Linked DNA regions of Homo sapiens: region 2 is linked to region 1. A link is a loop called in an ENCODE intact Hi-C map of the cell type or tissue named here. Cell type or tissue: PC-9. All regions are shown on one strand.

Region 1 (2,500 bases):
CCACCTCGGCCTCCAAAGTACTGGGATTACAGGTGTGAGCCACTGTACCGGCCTCCTTTAAGGAGTTGTAATCACAAAGTGCTTATCTTTGTATTTCATAATGCTGGGACAGACAGAAAAGAGACAAATTAGAGAGAGTGGGACTGCAGGAGGTGGTAGAGGCAGGAAATAGGGAGCCTGGGACAGTGGGAACAGCCACAGGCTGGAGGGAGGCCTCATCCATGCTGAGGGTGAGATCTTTGGGGTCCTGACCCTCTCATAGGACACTCAGGATTTCCCTCTGCTGACCGAGGCCCCATCTGCTGGCCCAGCAAGACTCACTAGCTCTCCTGGATTGTGCCCCTTCTCTGGGGGCAGGAAAGCCCTAGCCGCTCTTTCCGGCTGCTTCATTCTGCTGCCTCCCAGCTGGGTTAGTCCCTGGCTGCTGATCTCTCAGATCCTCTTGATCCCTACTCCCTCCGACCCGGTGCTCAAGGGACTGTGCTGTGCAGCCATCGTTCCCCTCCACCATAGTGAGTGTCTACACAGTGAAAACTCCTGAGGCATAGTTCCCATTTCCATGAGGAGGCACTCCCAGCCCCTGGCTGCCAAGGCCTCTGGCTGCTGAGGTCCCTGCCCAGACTTGCAAGACATTTTTCTGTTTTTTCATCCTCCTCCCAAGGCTGCTAGCCATGGCTCCCACCTGTCACCTGCGCTGAGCTGGGCCTCCCCTGATTTGGCCAGGGTGAGCACAGCTGAGCCTGGATGGGGTGATGTGGGGATGCCATGTGGCTGGGTCCCAGCTGACGGGGTGCAACGGGAACTGTGGTAAAGAGGGCGCCCAGAGCGGGTACTCAAGGTAGCATGGGAGAGGGCTGGCTTCAGATACCATAAATAATACAGGAATCAAAGTTCAGAGAGGCCACGTGGCCTCTTCACTGTGTGCATATCCCAGGGGCTCACTGGGAAGGATACAGCTGGGGACTGTTAAAGGCAAGACCCTTGATCTCCAGGAGCCGCTAGTCCAAAGGTAGAGAGCCGATGCTCTGCTGGGCATGACCATTCCAGAGAAGAGGTACAGAGCTGCAAACTGCTACAACTGGAGGGACCCCCGGGCTGTGCCAGGGTTGGGGACACAGCTTAAAACTTCAAAGTCCAGCCAGGAGGTAAACACATAGCTAGGGCATGTGATAGGGTCTCTGGCAGAAGTCTGGAGTGCAGTGAGGCCTGAGTTAGCATTCAAAAATGGGCCTTGCCTTCCATTCACAGTTGTCCTCAAACATCGCAGGCTGTGGCTCTCGTTAACCTTCTGGAAGCGGGGGATTCCAAGTACCTAGACTCTGAGTTTACATGGCCTCAAGGGTTTTCAAGAAATGATTTCAGGACAAGCTCTGTGAGTATGATTGCATCATCCAGAAATGTACCCAAATACTGATTTAGTATTGTTTTTCCTTTGGTCTGAATTTCAAAACTCGAATTTCCTGCTTTACTTCACTTCACTTCAGGGGAAATCCCAGACATTTAAAACATCAGCTCTTCAGTTAAAATACCACGTAACCCATTCTCTCCCAATCCTCATCTATGTCTCCAGCCCTGAGGTTTTTCTTTGTTGCAATCAGCCTGTGGAACGGTTTGGGGTCTGGCCTTTTCACATAGCATTCCTGCACACACACATTCCAGCAACACACTTATTAAACACACTTACTGTATTTAATGGCCATGCGGGGTTCCATCATGTGCCCTGTCCTAGTTTTCAGCTTGTGTTTCAGCCAGTGACTCTACGGCTTTGGGCAAGCCTAACCTTTTTTGGGTCTCACCTTATCTGTAAAACATGATGATTTGGAAGCTCTAACGTCCTTTCCAAAGCCTTAAAATTTGTGGGGGGTCTATGATTTCCTAGCTGTGGATCCTAAATTGTGACTACACAATAACAATCCCTAGAAGAGAAAGGGACCCAACATCTATTGAGAATTCCCCATGCGGCGGGAAGGCACTGAGCGAGGGATAGGTAGGAAAAGTGACACCTAGGCTTGCCAGCAAAAACACCATCAGAGGCCCCCCTGAGTGATCTCAGACCCCTTTGTTCCCAGTCCGGCCTCTGGACTTTGTCCCATTAGGAAATGGGGGGAGGGGGACACTCTCCCTCCCTCCCTCCCTCCCTCCCTCCCTCCCTCCACAGTGAAGCCACAGCCCTCCAGGTCTTATGACTGCTCTTCTCCTCCATGACAAAGCACTTTTTGAGCCCAAGCCCAGCCTAGCAGAGTGCTGAGTCACGGTGGGACAGCAACTCTCCACCGCAACCCCCACCACCGCCCCCTCCTGCTCCAGGATGTGCTGAACCTCCAGAAACCACCGGCTTGGCTCTTCTCTCATCTGAGGTCCCTCCCGCCACTCCTGGCCCTGGGAGGCGGCTGTCCTGGGAGACCAGCCAAACTCTCTGCTGCCTCCAAGTCACGAGGAGCTGAGCTGGAGGGTGGGGGAGGTAGAACCCTGGTCAACAAAGGTCCCAAGACCAGGCCAC
Region 2 (2,500 bases), 280 kb after region 1:
CCGCTGGTGACGGTTCCGCTGACACCTACGGAACGGGGTGCCCAGCCCCTCCCGCAGAGGGTGAGAGGAACACCCAGGCTCCCCCACTCTCATTTCCTGCTCCCTGAGAGCAAGCCTGGTGGTGGGGACAGGGAGGAGTCTCAGTGGGGGCGGAGTCCTGGAGCGAGGCCTCCGCAGGCTGCCGTCTTTGGGCCTCTGGTCCCTCACCCTTGAACATCAGCGGGGAAGGAGGTGGGAGAACGGTCACCACAGCCCCTGGGCTCTGGCCCGGAGCCTGTCATCCACACTCTGGGTATCTGGCTTTCCAGGGTCTCACCGGGGCACGCAGGGATGCACACCCTACCTCATTCCTGAAGGGCCCTGCCCCTGCCCTCCTTCCAGGCAAGGCCACTGCTCTGCCTGAGCCCAGCACCCCCACTATATGCTGTCCTGGACCCCAAAAAGGCAAGATAGAGAGCAGACTTAAGCCAGAAGTCAGTACCCTCCCTGGGATGAAAGAGAGAGAGGAGGAGCAAAGAGGAGCCAAGAAGAACAGAAAGCCAGGCACAAAGCCTCCTTACAGCAGGACATTCTGTCCCTGGAGAAGCGCCTGTGGCCAGGTCCCCACAAACTCGCCAGACCAGTTGGCTGGAGCGGGGTGGGAGGCTCAGACCAGGGCCAGAGAGTGGACCTAGGACCTGAAAGCTCCCAGACAAGAAGCTCCCACTGCTCCTCCCCGCTGGGAAGTGGGAGTGGGTTGGACTCAGCAGGCCCTTAGGCAGGAGCTTCTGGGGACATGAACTCGAGGATGCCAAGCCCTATCCTCAAGTAGCTCACAGTGCAGAATAACAAGGAAACCGGGGCGGGTCAGTGAGCACAGAGCTCCGACACTGATGCCTGGACCACTGCTCAGCCCCAGGCAGACAGAGAAAGCTTCCTAGAGGTGCCTGATGGTTGAACAGAAAGAGCGGGGAAAGCAAAGCTGGCTCCCCTCCTCTTGCCCCTCCTCCCACCCGGTTCCCCAGAGCCTGTGGGCAGATGCACCTTGTGCAGGGCCAGATTCCAGCCAGCAGGGAGGCTGGGCACCACTTTAGCTCCCAACCCTGCCTCTCAGTTGCTGGCAAAGGTAGTTTCTGCAGGCTCCCTGGGCTAGGAAAAACACGCTTGCGAGTACACAGAGAGGGCCCGTGGGGCTGCTTCCTGGAATCACCAGAACACAGGTGCTTGGTGCTCCCCAGGCAGAGCCCCTCCACTGGCGGGGAGACGTGCACATGTTTGGGTTTTGCCAGGCCCCCAGCTTTTATCTTCCAGGCTTCCCCTCTCCATGGTTCTTCCTGAAGACCAGGCCTCTCGCTCTTCCCAGGCAGGGAAGTGGGTAATGCGAGCGATCCAGAAACCCAACTATTACTTTGAAAGAAGACTGAAAACATGTGACCGCATGAATCCCATGGGTTTACTTCAATGTCTTTAAAACAAATGACTTGAATGGATTTCTCCCACCCTTCCTCCCCACGGAGCCACTCGATGGAAAACAGCAGCTCAAAGGGCCACAGATTCAGGGCTGCCGGAAATGGGGTATCAGACACAAAGCCTGGCAGGGGGCACTTGAATAAAGGCAGCTTTGGCCAGGAAAGGATGAAAGGCAGACACCTGACAACTGACAGGCAGCCGGCGCAGAGGCACAAAGGGTGCACGTGAGGCCAATGTCAGGTCCAAGCACACCCAGGCACCCCGGCCCTCTGCTATGGGTGGTGGATCGCTCTCATGTCCCAGCATTGGTCTCCCTTCCTCCTGCCACAGCATGGAAGCCTGGCTGTGGGGACAGCAGTGGCCTTGCTCAAGCCCTTGACTGGAGAGCCCTGCCCTGAGCAGCCATTTACGCGCAAACTCACTGGGTAGCTGGAACACACAGGTGAGGTCTTCTTGGGCAGCAAAAATTGCTTAGAAAAAAACAGGCAAGGAAGCAGGACTGAAGACATGTGACAGTCCCCAGAAGTTCAGAGCTGGAGAGGCCCAGGGAACTCAGATGCCACGCCTCCCTGATTCCCCGAATCCTACAGATGAGTACCCTAAGCTCATAGAGGAATGCTGACGTGCCAAGGTCACACAGCTTTGGGCCTCTGCCCCATCCTTGGCTGCCTTCCCAGCCTCATTCATGCAGCCATTACTCTCCGAGCATATCCTATGTGCCTAGACTCTGGAATTTAGATTTAGTCACCTAGGTGATGCCAAACTAAACTTGGCCTCAGAGGTTTGCAAGCTGGGGGCTTCCCACCTCTCAGCTGTCCCCTCCCCACCCTCTCCTCTTATGTAAAATGGGAGGAGTGCTGGGCATCATCAGGGAAGACTCAAAGCAGAGAGGAAGTAAGAAAGCGGGAGAAGCGGTGTGAAGCCCTGGGGATCATCAGCCATACCCTGGAGGTGAGGGAGGCGATGGTGAAAGTCACCCCAGTGGGGGAGTCTGGGCTGCCCCTGGCTGCAGGAGCCTCACCTCAGGCAGGGCAGGTGCACTGTGACCGGG

What was found. Peaks named below come from ENCODE experiments on the same cell type or tissue, not always from the same donor. Only the 100,000 strongest peaks of a DNase experiment are listed, where the experiment ranks them.
Region 2: a loop joins it to region 1, with 7 times the contacts of the local background. A loop is called at or near these places in 2 of 110 quality-filtered maps.

The regions. Positions count from the first base shown.
Region 1 is chr11:61,971,795-61,974,294 of GRCh38, reverse strand. No RefSeq gene overlaps it. Among named protein-coding and RNA genes, the nearest start is that of FTH1, 5.4 kb to the right of the region's middle. RefSeq lists enhancers at 1,333-1,512, 2,176-2,320, 2,124-2,418 and cis regulatory regions at 2,243-2,253, 2,173-2,500, 1,930-2,500. In PC-9, no CTCF peak of the experiment used is centred here; DNase peaks (open chromatin) are centred at 1,424 and 2,324; H3K4me3 peaks cover 1,046 bases; H3K27ac peaks cover 2,500 bases.
Region 2 is chr11:61,693,697-61,696,196 of GRCh38, reverse strand. The region is part of intron 1 of DAGLA (diacylglycerol lipase alpha); the gene reads right to left. Among named protein-coding and RNA genes, the nearest start is that of DAGLA, 15 kb to the right of the region's middle. RefSeq lists enhancers at 1-200, 1-366, 367-893, 894-1,419. In PC-9, a CTCF peak has its summit at 1,031; DNase peaks (open chromatin) are centred at 26, 686 and 1,046; H3K4me3 peaks cover 1,121 bases; H3K27ac peaks cover 2,384 bases.